Linked DNA regions of Homo sapiens: regions 1, 3, 4 and 5 are each linked to region 2. A link is a contact called in ENCODE Hi-C or POLR2A ChIA-PET data. All regions are on one chromosome and are shown on one strand. Each heading gives the region's core, a stretch centred on a gene start or an enhancer-like site at or near the end of the contact. The rest is flanking DNA. Distances are from core to core; before and after follow the strand shown.

Region 1 (2,700 bases), core at 10-2,509, 2.0 Mb after region 2:
CAGTGAAGGAGGATGGGGCAGGACAGGACGCGGCCACCCCAGGCCTTTCCAGAGCAAACCTGGAGAAGATTCACAATAGACAGGCCAAGAAACCCGGTGCTTCCTCCAGAGCCGTTTAAAGCTGATATGAGGAAATAAAGAGTGAACTGGAAGGGTGGCACGCGGACTGGGGCCGCCGCGGCGGGGTTGAGGTGGGAGTCCGGACGGGCGTCGCAGCGGGGATTACTGAGGCCCGATCAGCTGACGCTCAACCTGAGGGCCCCTCCAGGGACGGAGATTCTGGGTATAGTTACAGCGTCAGCCGTGACACAAGCCGCCAGAACCCCACATATTCCGCCTTGCGCACAGCTAGAGGCCCAGGCCCACCACCTCCGGCACCTGCCCGCGCGCCCCGCAACCAGTGGGCACCACAGCAGGCCCCAGCCCTGCCCGCTACTCACCTGGGCCCCACCCCACCTCTCGCCGCCCTCCTCAGGCCCCACCACCTCCCGCTACACATCTGAGCCCCGCCCCACCTCCACCACTTTCCTCAGCCCCAACCACCTCCTGCTACACTTCTGGGCCCCGCCGCACCTCCACCACCCTCCTCAGGCCCCGATCCCTTCCGCTACTCACCTGGGTCCCGCCCCAGCTCAGTCCTCCTCAGGCCCCGCCTTCGCCCGCTACTCACCTGGGCCCCACCCCACCTCTCGCCACCCTCCTCAGGCCCCACCACCTCCCGCTACACATCTGGGCCCCGCCCCACCGCCACCACCCTCCTCAGGCCCCGCCCCTTCCATTACTCACTTGGGTCCCGCCCCAGCTCACCGCCTTGCTCAGGCCCGGCTCCCTCCCGGATACTCACTTGGGCCCCACCCCAGCTCTCCGCACCCTCCTCAGGCCCCGCCCCCTCCCGCTACTCACCTGGGTCCCGCCCTACCTGTCATAACCCTGCTCAAGCCCCGCCTCCTCCGCTCCCCAGTTACTCACCTGAGACCCGCCCCAGCTCTCCGCCCTCCTCAGGCCCCGCCCTCTCCACCCGGGTTCCTCTGCTCAGGGCCTCCCCGACCGGAACATCTCGCCTTTTGGAGGCTACGCCCCGCCCTTTACGGTACAGAGCCCGGAAGTGTCTTGGACTCTCGCCTTTCCATCTTCCGGCCTCGAGTCTCGCTCAGGCTCGGTTTTACCCCGGAGTCTATTCGAAGGGGGCTGCTACGTCAGCGCGTCTCAGCGTAAGACGGCGCTATTCCGCTGTAACAGCTTCCGGCGGGTCCTGGATGTTGATGTCCTGCATCTAACGCGGTGTAACCCCCGAAGCCGAGCGAGCTCCGGAGGAATTTCAGTATCTGCTACGGTAACTTCATCAGCCCGCCAAGATGGCGATGCAAGCGGCCAAGAGGGCGAACGTGAGTATCGGGTGTTCTGCGGAGGGTGGGAGAACTTCGGGTTTGACTTTCTTAGCGGCGTGGATCGGAGCATTCTTGCTCCTCCTCCGTCCCCAGAGCGGAGAACTCCAGAATTCCTATCCTGTCAGCGAAGACACTATCCGGCCCCATCCTCAGAGATATGCTCCTTGAGCCACATTTCTGTCCCCACCCCTTTTGAGAGTTCCTCAGTCTCTACCCTAGTGTCAGTGATAGTGTTACCCCTATAGCCTCTTTGCTTGACCCGCACCTAAGGACCTGGCGTTAGGATTATCTCCTTGACTTAAAGTCGATATCTCAGAAGAGTCCTCAACTAACTTAATGGTTCACCAACAACTAGGACCTGGGATTCCCCTCAGATCATGGTGCTTTTCGGATCCTTCATTAACACATTAATTAAAACAATATTTTTTGAGCACCTACTATGTATTCTGCTTGCCATGTGGGACATAATTCATCAATTATATTTATTGAATAGCTACTATGTGCCAGACACTAGTCTTACGTATTGGGAATACAGCAGTGAATAAAACAAGTCCTTCTGCTTACATTCTAGTGTTTGAGAGTACAGTGTTACGGAAACTTTTAAAAAAAAAAAACTCAAAAAAGAGATTAGTCAACAGTAAAACGCTTAGAGGTGTAAGATGAAGTTAGGCCGAGTGAGGTGGCTCATGCCTGTAATCCCCGCACTTTTGGAGGCTGAGGTGGGAGGATTGCTTGAGCCCAGGAATTCAAGGCTGCCTTGAGCCATGATTGTGCCACTGCGCAGCACTTCAGCCCAGGAGACAGAGCAAGACCCTGACTCAAAAAAAAAAAAAAAAACAGAAAGAAAGAAAGAAAGAAAGAAAAGACAAGCAATTGACCATTGTATATGTAAATGGAGACTTTTGGTGACCTTGATGATAGGAATCATTTCAGTGGATGAAAACTTGATTGCAGTGGGGTGAAAAGATGGTGGAAGTTGAGAAAATGGAAACAGCAAAGACACTCTGTCCATGAGTTCTCATTTAAATAGGAAGTAGGGAAATTGGATGATAGTTGACTTTTTTTTTTGAGATGGACTCTCACTCTGTCACCCAGGCTGGAGTGCAGTGGCACAGTCTTGGCTCACTGCAACCTCTGTCTCCTGAGTTCAAGCAATTCTCCTGCCTCAGCCTCTTGAGTAGCTGGGATTACAGGTGCCCACCACCATGCCCGGCTAATTTTTGTATTTTTAGTAGAGACAGGGTTTCTCCGTGTTGGCCAGGCTGGTCTCAAACTCCTGACCTCAAGTGATCCACCTGCCTTGGCCTCCCAA
Region 2 (2,700 bases), core at 101-2,600:
AAATACTAGAGTCAAATAAAATAGAAGAGAGAGCTTGACTTCACTCCGTTGGGTTTGAGGACAGAAACTGATCATCTCCCTCAGATTACTGCTTCTGTTGATGTCTCGAAAAGCACTGAGGCAAATATGCCAGAGTCCCACCCCAAGCGCGAAGAGCCTCCGATTGTTTGACACATCAATGGATTAGTGAATGAGGGCAACTCACTCTTCCCTTCTAATTTACCTTAATTATTCTTCTCAGAAACCCTCAAGTTTACTCTAAGTTATCACCATATGGAATCTTTTCTTTGCCCCAAAGTATAAATTCAGGCCTTTCCCAAATAGCTAGTACTGCTTCAATCGCAACCACTGAAATAAATACCTTAAAAATATCACACATCTACTAATTCCACGCAAATGTGGAAAAAGCCAGTCCAGTCGCCTGAAGAAATAAGGTTCTGGAACATGGTTAAATGATGCATATTTTGTAACAGAAGGCACTGAGCATAGTGGGAGACTCGAAAGCAAAAGACCGGATGGAAATCATGGGAAGACCCCGCCCCAGTAAGCTCGATGCCGATTCAAACAGTAACTTGGATGTGTCGTTTGGAATCGGAATCACTGAAACAAAGGCGTATATTACGGGAAGCAAGATGTCTGGAGTAAAATAAACGGTATGCAGCTACCGAGACCGTACACCGTCCTCCCACAGGTCTTACCTATGGTGGAAATAAAGGTAGTATTGAAGGCATCATCCGAAAAACGAAAAAGGACGCAGGTCTTCCCCACTCCGGAATCCCCGATCAGGAGCAGCTTGAAAAGCAGGTCGTACGTCTTCTTCGCCATTGGGAGGAGCGGCTCGGGCTCTCGCCGCCGGCGGCCCCAAGGGATCGGTCCCTCTCACTACGGCCAACTCCTCACTCGGGCGTTCTCAGGCCGGAGGACCGGGGAAGCGTGGGAAAAAGGCTCGAGACGGCGCGGGCGACCTACGAACAGCTTTGAGGAAGCCCCGACAGTGGCGGCGTCCAGTGCCTCCGAGGGCGGCGACCGCGGCTCCGCAGCCTCTCCCAGCCCGTCCGCCCGGTTCCGGGGAGTCGGTCGGGACAAAATGGCCTCCCCTCCCCCCTCAGGGCTTCTCGGCCGGGACGCTCCCACGGGCGAGCAAGCCTGCTCTGCCGTCGAGGAGGCGCAGCGGGCGTGAGGACAGTCTCTCTCCCGAGCGGAAACTCCCTGCTAGCACGCGGCGAGGGCAGCGAAGAAGGACCCCTAAGTCGACGAGCTCAGTTACATAGCCCCAGGAAACCGAGCCACCCCGGCCAGAGCCACCTTTTCCCCGTGCCCTCTCACGCCGGCGTGCGCGCTGCCTGAGACGCACGCAAGGGCGTACGCCCGCCCTTCCCTCACGCCCTAGCCTTGCGGTCCGCCTCTGCGCACGCGCACAAGAGGGCATGGGGGCGCGCCGAAGTGGCGAGTGGAATGCTCCTGTCTCCAAGCCTCAGTCTGAGGCTGGACCCAGAGGGGAGAAGGGAGGGGCGAGAAAGGGCGAGGCCGCGGGCGCGCTCCCTGTGGCCGCCTGATAGGGTGCGCGGCGTTACGAGCACGCCCCGGGGGAGACGCTACCTAGCGACTGCGCAGGCGCAGCGCCCCCCCTCCGACCCCCGCCTCCCGCCTCCCGCTCCCCGCTCCCCGGGACACCCTTACAGAGCCCAGCACCTCCTTCCCCTCCCGGGGTCTCCCGCTGGACTGCGCTGCGGTTTCTCTGCACAGCGCTTGTCGGGTGTGTTGAGCTGGAGGTCTTGGCGCAGCGACGGGCTTGGGTGGCCATGTGTTCCCGTGTAGGTGGAGCTCGTAAACGCGAGAAAAAGCCGCGCCCTGGGTCATTTAATAGCCTCTTTGCTAGAACGAGACGCCTCCCGGCGTGCCCCCTCTCCAGGGCCAGCCCTGACGGGGAAACATGAGCGCTCCATCCGGATTGACTTCAAGAGCAAGAGTTTGAGATGGAAAAGCTGGCCACGCCGCTCGGGTTGGGATGAGGTAATCCTCACAACCTCTTCCTGGGCGAGGAGAGGAAGGTTGAGGAACACCTGGGCGCAGGAAGAACCTCCCTGCGAAGTGGAGGGTTCTGTGCGGTGCTCAGAGAACCTGCTTCAGGCCTTTGCCGTCCTTCAGGAATCCGGGAGAACCCGAGAGCGCTCTGCAGAGGAGGTGGGGCCTCTGCCTGCCGCCAGCGTCGTACCACTGGGTTGAAAATTGAAAGGTGGTCAAGCCTACTCCCAGTCCGACACAGCCTGCTTCCTCGCATTTTCTTTTTCTTTTTTTCTTTTCTTTCTTTTTTTTTTTTTTTTTTTTGAGATGGAGTTTCGCTCGTTTCCTCGCATTTTCTTTTTCTTTTTTTCTTTTCTTTCTTTTTTTTTTTTTTTTTGAGATGGAGTTTCGCTCTTGTTGCCCAGGCTAGAGTGCAATGGCACAATCTCTGCTCACTGCAACCTCCACCACCTGGGTTCAAGTGATTCTCCTGCCTCGGCCTCCCAAGTAGCTGGGATTACAGGCATGTGCTACCACGCCCGGCTAATTTTTTGTATTTAGTAGAGACGGGGTTTCACCCTGTTAGTCAGGCTGGTGTCGAACACCTGACAGGTGACCCGCCCGCCCCGGCCTCCCAAAGTGCTGGGATTACAGGCGTTAGCCCCCGCGCCCGGGCCCTCGCATTTTCTTTGCATT
Region 3 (2,700 bases), core at 88-2,587, 1.1 Mb after region 2:
ATGAAAAAAATAGTAATCAATTTAAATCTGTGGCATGTTTTACTGCTTAGTCTCAACAGCACCATACTTAATCAATCATAACAGCTGAAGATTTGACATTTTATAATTATTCTTCCACAATACCAGTTACCCTATTACAGGGCCAAAGGTGAACTGTCGAAGAAATTACATGTTTAGTAATTTGATTTATTAAATCATACTGAGAAGTTAGCATGTGGATTCTTTTAAGCTTTAAAACTATCCAAATTCTAACCAGGACTTATATTTCATATTTGTAAATAATTTTAGAAGCTTCAGTGAATTAAGTTATATTATTTGATTATCAAAACAATCCAGAATAAACTTGTCTTAAAAAAAACTTAATGTTTAAAAAACACATTTTAAAATTAAAATGTGGAAAATCTGACTTTACTGTGAAATGTTGAGCCTTTGCTCATTGCCTTCCTGTAATGCACTTCCCTTAAGATGTTTAAAGTTAGGTGAGAAAAGAAGCAATGCTACTTTTGTCTTTGTAATATACAGGGAAATTGGCAGCCATTTTTTTTCAGGGCACTATAAATAATCATTGTCAAGTTCTATTTATCTTCTGTAACTGAAGATATTCACTGAAAAAAAATTACCGTTCCTGTCAGACTGACTTTTATTCAAGCACTGTCACATTGTCAGCTAAAGGGAAGGGGAGAGCAGACGTCGAGGTCACGTTCGAAGCGAACAGCGGGGAGCTGAGGAAACTGACGTCCACAGCTCCAGCCTGGCTTAGCGTTAACACCTGCAGTAGACCAAGCCTTTCTCCCACAGAGGAGTCAACAAATCCATCAGAGATCTGTAATAGGAGGGCCAAGACTAAACACTCTTGCCTTGACTCCAAATAGACAACTCCATTTAAAATAAAAAACAATAGGAACCAGATTCAGAATCGCTTCACGCCTTGCCCAAGGCCCTCTTCCAGAACCAGGGTTCCGACCTCCCCACTTTCCTGGCTTTGGGGTCTGCCTCTCGGGGATCTCGAGCAAGGGGAACAAAATATTGGAGGGGGAAGAGGAGCAGCAGCCCGGCCCATGGAACCGAAAAAGAATCCAGAAAAAAAAAAAAACACTCCCAAACGGACGAGACACTACCAGACCCGCCCTGAAGAGCCAATACATTTCCACCACTCGGCTGCGAAAGCAACAAACGCCTCCCGTCCGGGCGTCCCTGAAAACAAGGACGCGCTCACCTCGAAGGGTAAACCCAGCCGCCCCCCAACGCCGCCTTCCCGTCAGGGGACGAGGCCTTAGAAACTCGGTAACTGCAGTCGCGTCTCCAGGGCCTGCAGATGACGTCAGCAGCCCCGCGCTAGCATCGCGAGACTCCCGTCTCCCTCCCCCGGCTCCCCACGCTCCCAACCGCCCGCGCCTGCTGCCAGGCAGCGGCGGGGATGGCGAGCAGCGGAGGCGAGGCGGTGACGAGAGCAGCGGCTCCGCCATTGGACGAGGAGGCCTGAGGGACGGGCCAGCGGTGCACAAGAAGAGACCGAGGCGGGTGGCCCCGAGAGAGCCAGGGCCATGGAGGCCAACATGCCGAAGCGGAAGGAGCCCGGCAGGTCTCTCCGCATCAAAGTCATCTCCATGGGCAACGCCGAAGTGGGGAAAGTGAGTACAGCGAGCCGGGAGGGGCGGGCCCCAGCGTGGCGGGGCGACGTGTCCATTGGCTGGAAGGGCGGCCACTCAACAGCCTGGGGCCCGGCCTCCTCTCCGCCCCCGAGCAGGCCCGGGTCTCAGCCGAGGGGTGCGGCTCCGCGAACGAAACTCCCCGACCTTTTTGACCTTTCCGTTGCCCCCTCGTCCTCCGACGTCACTCTTCCGGAGATGGTGTCTGGGGTGGCCTCTAAGCCTTGAATGTACCCCCAAAAGAGTAAGAAGGCCTGGGTCCCCATGAGGGGCCGTCGGCCTAGATACCTTGCCCGCGTTCTAGGGGGCCGTCCGGGACCGGGAGATGGAGGATGAAAGTTTAGTTCCCCCAGCCGGGCCTGGGAGCCGGCGGAACGTTATGGGGTGCGTGTGAGAATTTGGGGTTCGCGAAATGGTGCCCGGCAGCCCAGATTCTGCATTCCCGTCACGAGAGAGCGTAACTGACGTTGACGTGTTTCACAGGGGAGGTGCAAGGGATGGCCGGGGTCCGCGCTGTTTTGTTTTGCGTTGTGTTTTATTTTTGGTGGTGTCCCCATATCTGTTAGTTCCACCGCCCTTCTCTCTGCCCCATCTGTGGTTCATCAGCTATAAACTCTCCTTTAGTACGTGGGGAGGGAAGGCCAGAGGTAACCTGAGGCCTTTTCCCTTATGAATTCCAAGACGGCCTCCTCTTCACTCAAATTCTTTCCTTTTGGGCAAGTGGAATCTGTTGGTTAAGAACTTCCCAAGGTCATCAAATCAGTGACCGAGGAAAGATTAGAACCTAAGTCTTCACATTCCCACTGCGGTGCTCTTTCCGTCGTTGTATGCGTTCAAAATCAACTCCGAAAGAGCTGTTAAGGCAGTGCCTAGTCCAGTGCCTGGCACCCAGGAGATGCTCAGTAAATGTTTACTTAGTGTTTTTTATTTCTGTGTAGCATGATCCCGTACTACTTTTGTGTGTATGTGCTAGCATAGTATTCACTGAAAGTCAACATTTTTTTGAACGTCAGCTGTGTACGAGGTGTTTTTTTTTTTCTAGGGACTGGGC
Region 4 (2,700 bases), core at 96-2,595, 1.0 Mb before region 2:
TAAAGCTCGCTACCATTGGTCAGCTCTCAGGGTTCCTCGCACGTTAGTGGGTACCTGAGCGAGTGTCGTTCGGGGACGATGGCGGGCAGGAGCGGCCGGAGGGTTCTAGCAGCGTCTTCCGGAAGACGGTTAACGGCCTGCCTGCCGGGAGGCGGGAAAGATAAAGCGGCAGAAACTGGGACTCAACTGCGAAATAAAAAGACATCGTGTGAAACTCCTTATCGCTTAACAGTCTTGTGTCTCTAAAATGAAACACGTAGCCCACTGCGCCGGGAATCCCTCCCGTTTTGTGTTCTGTAGTGTGACGGACGCAAAAGCTGAGTGGAGGATGCGGGCATCGATCCCGCTACCTCTCGCATGCTAAGCGAGCGCTCTACCATTTGAGCTAATCCCCCGCCTGCTGCTTAGTTCTTTCCCTTTGCCTTACAGGTTCACTGCACTGTTCACTGACCAGTGGATCAACCACAGTTCAGGACATTTATTTAGCAGAGTACAATACAGTGGCATCCATGTGCAAGATTCTAAAAATCAAGCATATAATCGTGTGCTTAAGCAGAAAACATTCTAAAACACGTTACCACATGTACATTGAACGCAGAAAGAGCGTTACCGTATACTACATACTACGGTGTTCCCTATGGACTGACGGCAGTACGAATGCTAAGTCACAGGAGGCCTCCAAGCCTTTCCCCTTATGGGATAATTGAATTAAATTGAGGTTAAAAATTACAGACGAAGTCCTTCGAGCCGGAATCGAACCAGCGACCTAAGGATTGCCACGCCCTATCCACTACAGTCCTCCGCTCTACCAACTGAGCTATCGAAGGCTCCGCTGCGATAAGATGCTGCTGATAGCCCTCTAATGCTTACCGCAACCTCATCCAGCCATGACCCCCGCTTTCTCCAGCTGAAGGAACCTGCCAGGGCAGGAGACCCATGGGACCTCACAGAGCTGAGAAAGCCGGAGACCCAAAGGCAAGGAAAAGAAGCTGCCCAAAGTCCGGGTTCTCAGGCCAGAACGGAGGCCACACCGGCCCTGAGCTTCCCGGCTTTTTAACAAAATGTTCCCAACACCCCGCGGTGGTTTCTCCTGGACCGCGAACGCCGAGCCCGCCGCCGCCTCCTGGAGCTCCGGGGCAGCGCTTGTGCCGCGGTACCTGCACTCACAGGGGCTTTGCGACCGCGACGCGCAAACCCTGCTCGAGAGCCGATGGGCCACTTTGGCTGCTCCTGCTCCACATTTCCCTTGGCTTCTCCGGACGTGCTCTCCTGACGCGAACGACATTCGCTCGGCCAATTAACTCAGGTTTTGTCAGGCTCTATTCGTCCTGACCAGTGCAAGAGAGACGGCGACCGCGGGGTGCTGCAGGCTTCGGCGCGGCGCATTATCGGGCTGTGCCGAACCCCCCGGGCCGCCCTGGGATCGCGGGCCTGGCGGCGTGGCCCGAGGGCTCGGGGAGAGGGCTACGCGCCAGGAGAGGGCGGCGGGGCTGCAGTACAGGCTTTCCTGCCCTCGGAAGCGCTCGCAAGCCTGGGGGATTCCCCTGCGGTAGACCTGGGATGGTGGGCGGCGCGCGGCCGGGTAGGTCCCTGCAGCCTCCGAGGCCCACGTGAGGTCGGGGTCGGGGCGGCTGTACAGTGCCCAGCACAGGCCACTGGCCTCCCTTGTGGGTCTTTGCACAGGTCCGCTTACTCTCGGAAATCTTGGGTTCCCCAGGGCCGGGGAAGGGTCTTCTGCCTGGTCTGGGGCCCCTCCCCCGACACTGTGGATGTCTAGGTGTCCCGGGTGGGGTCAAGGAGTGACCCCACGGGTTCCCCCATCTTTGTCCCTATCCAGCTCACACCTTCGCCTGTCTTTTGCATGTGTTTTTTCCACAACCTTTTGTTCACCGGGTTTTTAACAACAGAAATAAACCTAACCCCCAACTCCTCTGTGAAGCCCTGCTTGGTCGTCCTGTGGGGTGGGTGTGCCGGAAGACCTGGCCTCAATTTCCAGCTCTGGGCCAACGTCCTGTGCTACCTTGAGCCAACATCGCCCGCGAATCCAGGTCTGGTGATGCTTTCTAGCCCCTTGCAGCTCCAACATTTGATGGGTTCTCTCGGGCTGAGCTTTAAATCCGAAGTTTCTAGATATAAAGTTGTGTCAACATTTAGATAGAAGAATATAGAAGATCTGCATAGCTTTTATTATTCAATATCAAAAAATCACATTCATGGCCAGGCGTGGTGGCTCACACCTGTAATCCCAGCACTTTGGAAGGCCGAGGTGGGCGGATCCCCGGAGTTCAAGAGTTGCAGACCAGCCTGGCCAACATGGTGAAACCTGTCTCTACTAACATACAAAAATAATTAGCAGAGGATGGTGGCGCGCGCCTGTAATCCCAGCTACTCCGGAGGCTGAGGTGGGAGAATCGCTTGAACTCGAGAGGCGGAGGTTGCAGTAAACCGAGATCGCGCCACTCCAGCCTAGGCAACAAGAGCGAAACTCCGTCTCAAAAAAAAAAAAAAAAAAAAAAGCAGCCGGGAGTGGTAGTGAGCTCCTACCACTCCGGTAATCCCCAGCAACTCGGGAGCCTGAGGCAGGAGAATCGCTTGAACTTGGGAGGCGGATTGCAGTGAGCCTAGAGTGCGCCACTGCACAACAGCCTGGGAGACAGAGAGAGACTCTGTCTCAAAGAAAAGGCCACACGCGGTGGCTCA
Region 5 (2,700 bases), core at 23-2,522, 1.1 Mb before region 2:
CCTTGTGCTCGCTCTCAGGAGTGCACAAAGGTCCTCATCAGATCAGAAACCCGAGGGAGAATGGAGTGTCAGGCGCAGAAGATACCTGCCCGGGAGCCAAACTGCCCCCTCTGAGGCCAGCAAAGCAGCTGGCCACCCACCAAGCCACCAGCCCAGGAGTGTGAAGCCTTGAGAAAGGGAATGGCAGACACCACCCCTGCCAAAAGTGGGCGATAGGCGTTAAGGATGACAGACGTGTCCTCATACGAGGAAGCAATGGATTCAGCATTTGAAGTCAGGTTTATTTTTAAGTTCATGCTGCCTCCGTTAAGAAGCAAGAGACTCCGGTGGTTTCTGGTGTGTGCCCTCGGGCAAATCACTTCCTCTCTGAGGTAAGATGCAAAGGCCTGTGCTCCTAGGAGTTGGCATATCACTCCTCAGATGGGAACAGTCCTTATTTGAGGATTTTATGTGTGTGAGAGACAGGGTCTAGCTCTGTTGCCCAGGGGCTGGAGTGCAGTGGTGACATCACTGGTGGTCCAGCGCAGCCTCGACCTCCCAGTCTCAAGTGATCCTCCCGCCTGAGCCTCCTGGGCACCTGGGCCCACAGGTGCCACGATGTTTGGCTAATTTTTAAATATTTCGTAGGGACGGATCCCCATGTTGCCCAGGCTGTCTCGAAAGCCTGGGCTCAAGCCATCCTCCTCTCTCGGACTTTCCGAAAGTGTTGGGATTACAGGAGGATTACAGGCATGAACCACCGTGCCTGGCAGAGGATTTTTTTTTTTTTGAGACGGAGTTTCACTCTTGTTGCTTGTTGCCCAGGCTGAAGAGCAATGGCAATGGCGCGATCTCGGCTCACTGCAACCTCTACTTCCCAGGTTCAAGTGATTCTCCTGCCTCAGGCTCCCGAGTAGCTGGGATTACAGGCGCACGCCACCACGCCCTTTGTATTTTTGGTAGAGACGGGGTTTCTCCATGTTGGTCAGGCTGGTCTCGAACTCCTGATCCGCCCGCCTAGGACTCACAAAGTGCTGGGATTACAGGCGCGAGTCGGATTTCTTTATTAAAGGTTGACCTTCATCAACCTCCATTGGCTCCACCTCCTCCGCCCGCGCCCCGCGCCCCGCACAAAAATGGCGAAGTCGGTGCTGGGCGACTCTGCCTCCGCGCCAGGGGTGGAGAACCGAAGCCCCGCCCCGGGAAACGCGGCCCCGCGGCCGGCTAGTGCTGACGCGTGTCGGCGCTCCTGCGCCTGCGCGGAGGGAGCCGCGAGACAGGTGCGCATGCGCAGTGCGCGTCTGCGAGACCGACTTGGACGGAGCCGAGCTGAGGCTCGGCTTCCTGCTGATGGTCAGGGTTTTGGCAACTCCCCGGTGTGAGAGGGGTAGGGAGTGCTCCCGGCGGCGACGGGGCCGAGTTCACCAGCCGCCGGGGCAGTAGTCGAAGGCCCGGCGCGGCATGTCCTGGGTGCCGCGGTGCGGGCAGTGAACGCGCGCCGGGCGGGATGGGCCGGCGCCGGGCGCCAGAGCTGTACCGGGCTCCGTTCCCGTTGTACGCGCTTCAGGTCGACCCCAGCACTGGGCTGCTCATCGCTGCGGGCGGAGGAGGCGCCGCCAAGACAGGCATAAAGAATGGCGTGGTGAGAGCGCAGGGCCACTGGGGCTGGGTCTTGCTGCGGGCTGGCGGCGATTCCAGGGTGGCCGGGGGGTCGCGGGGCGGGCCACACTCCAGCTTCGGGCCCTGCCCACTTCTGTTGGGAAGACCCGCTTGCCTGACGCCCAGGGGCGAATTTCAGTCGAGAACTCAGCGGGCGGAGGAGAGGCTTTTAAGGTAAAGTGAAAACTGCACACAGCTGCAGAGTCGCCAGGAACGCTTCAGCTCCGCCTCAGAGCAGCTCCAGGGGTCTTATACTGGCCTTTTCCGGGAGGTCTTGCCTGCCCTCTAGCAGCGGCGAGAGTGGTGCATTTGGGTTTAGGCTAAGTTCCTTCCCTCTCCTGAGCTTCACCCTGTTCTGTAAAATAGAGGTAATAATCCCAGTCCTGCTCACTGTGTAGATTTGTGAGGCCCAAATGAGAGAAAAAAGACTCGAGAAACCCTTGTGAACTAGAACGTGCAGAAAGCAAAGGGGTAAGACATCAGACTCTTCCCTAAACGTGCTCTCTGGGCACCCCTGAACTTGCTCATCCGGGTTCCCCCTCCCACAGCACTTTCTGCAGCTAGAGCTGATTAATGGGCGCTTGAGTGCCTCCTTGCTGCACTCCCATGACACAGAGACACGGGCCACCATGAACTTGGCACTGGCTGGTGACATCCTTGCTGCAGGGCAGGATGCCCACTGTCAGCTCCTGCGCTTCCAGGCACATCAACAGCAGGGCAACAAGGCAGAGAAGGCCGGTGAGGAGCTCCCTCTCTACCCCCTTGGGGAAAGGGTTGAACGAGTAAGGTCACTCTTGGTGTCTCTAAAGAAGTGGGTCTGGAAGTAGGGTTTTGGTAGCAAGCTAGAAGTTGTATGGGCACCTGCCATGGAGAGAGGGGCCAGTACTCCTTACTGTAGAAGCCTGGAACCTGGCCAAGTGTTTGTGTTACAGGTTCCAAGGAGCAGGGGCCTCGACAAAGGAAGGGAGCAGCCCCAGCAGAGAAGAAATGTGGAGCGGAAACCCAGCACGAGGGGCTAGAACTCAGGGTAGAGAATTTGCAGGCGGTGCAGACAGACTTTAG

Evidence for each region. Hi-C counts contacts between places; a loop is a spot of excess contacts on that map. ChIA-PET counts read pairs that join two places held with the same protein, here RNA polymerase II (POLR2A). Pooled maps may share reads with other maps.
Region 1: a loop to region 2 is called in a map of CD4-positive, alpha-beta T cell, with 5 times the contacts of the local background. The contact joins the promoter of SF3B6 here to the promoter of RAB10 in region 2. A Hi-C loop is called at or near these places in 2 of 168 maps with a recorded cell type or tissue (CD4-positive, alpha-beta T cell and naive thymus-derived CD4-positive, alpha-beta T cell) and 8 of 50 pooled maps.
Region 3: a loop to region 2 is called in a map of breast epithelium, with 35 times the contacts of the local background. The contact joins the promoter of DNAJC27-AS1 here to the promoter of RAB10 in region 2. A Hi-C loop is called at or near these places in 7 of 168 maps with a recorded cell type or tissue (B cell, CD4-positive, alpha-beta T cell, CD4-positive, alpha-beta memory T cell and 3 more), 1 of 37 single-sample maps with no recorded cell type and 16 of 50 pooled maps.
Region 4: a map of naive thymus-derived CD4-positive, alpha-beta T cell shows a loop between it and region 2 (10-fold over the local background). The contact joins the promoter of AGBL5-AS1 here to the promoter of RAB10 in region 2. A Hi-C loop is called at or near these places in 1 of 168 maps with a recorded cell type or tissue (naive thymus-derived CD4-positive, alpha-beta T cell), 6 of 37 single-sample maps with no recorded cell type and 7 of 50 pooled maps. POLR2A ChIA-PET finds 5 or more read pairs at or near these places in 1 of 52 experiments (WTC11).
Region 5: a pooled map shows a loop between it and region 2 (12-fold over the local background). The contact joins the promoter of PREB here to the promoter of RAB10 in region 2. A Hi-C loop is called at or near these places in 6 of 50 pooled maps. POLR2A ChIA-PET finds 5 or more read pairs at or near these places in 2 of 52 experiments (HEK293T and activated CD8-positive, alpha-beta memory T cell).

The regions. Positions count from the first base shown.
Region 1 is chr2:24,074,885-24,077,584 of GRCh38, reverse strand. It overlaps SF3B6 (splicing factor 3b subunit 6), which reads left to right and starts at 1,259. Exons shown (of 4, transcript NM_016047.4): 1 at 1,259-1,385. The coding sequence starts at 1,356. TP53I3 (tumor protein p53 inducible protein 3) reads left to right here. Exons shown (of 5, transcript NM_004881.5): 5 at 1-152. The coding sequence ends at 6. It also overlaps a transcript of FAM228B not described here. RefSeq lists a silencer at 385-1,034 and enhancers at 1,145-1,374, 909-1,440, 1,441-1,973.
Region 2 is chr2:26,032,734-26,035,433 of GRCh38, reverse strand. It overlaps RAB10 (RAB10, member RAS oncogene family), which reads right to left and starts at 1,350. Exons shown (of 6, transcript NM_016131.5): 1 at 699-1,350. The coding sequence starts at 825. It overlaps LOC124907743 (a long non-coding RNA gene), which reads left to right and starts at 1,685. Exons shown (of 2, transcript XR_007086249.1): 1 at 1,685-1,756. RefSeq lists an enhancer at 1,095-1,144 and a silencer at 1,455-1,684.
Region 3 is chr2:24,970,749-24,973,448 of GRCh38, reverse strand. DNAJC27-AS1 (DNAJC27 antisense RNA 1) reads right to left here and starts at 1,337. Exons shown (of 3, transcript NR_034113.1): 1 at 1,217-1,337. DNAJC27 (DnaJ heat shock protein family (Hsp40) member C27) reads left to right here and starts at 1,494. Exons shown (of 7, transcript NM_016544.3): 1 at 1,494-1,631. The coding sequence starts at 1,545. RefSeq lists enhancers at 445-962, 1,174-1,253, 963-1,481, 1,464-1,573, 1,834-1,943 and 2 more and a silencer at 1,704-1,783.
Region 4 is chr2:27,048,909-27,051,608 of GRCh38, reverse strand. It overlaps AGBL5-AS1 (AGBL5 antisense RNA 1), which reads left to right and starts at 1,345. Exons shown (of 2, transcript NR_046730.1): 1 at 1,345-1,429; 2 at 1,605-1,926. TRY-GTA2-1 (tRNA-Tyr (anticodon GTA) 2-1) reads right to left here and starts at 827; the gene lies at 739-827. It overlaps TRA-AGC8-1 (tRNA-Ala (anticodon AGC) 8-1), which reads right to left and starts at 395; the gene lies at 323-395. It also overlaps a transcript of AGBL5 not described here. RefSeq lists enhancers at 1-186, 501-730, 901-1,190 and silencers at 354-648, 1,351-1,560.
Region 5 is chr2:27,133,208-27,135,907 of GRCh38, reverse strand. It overlaps PREB (prolactin regulatory element binding), which reads left to right and starts at 1,272. Exons shown (of 9, transcript NM_013388.6): 1 at 1,272-1,621; 2 at 2,187-2,376; 3 at 2,571-2,700. The coding sequence starts at 1,487. RefSeq lists enhancers at 1,334-1,383, 859-1,515 and a silencer at 1,454-1,553.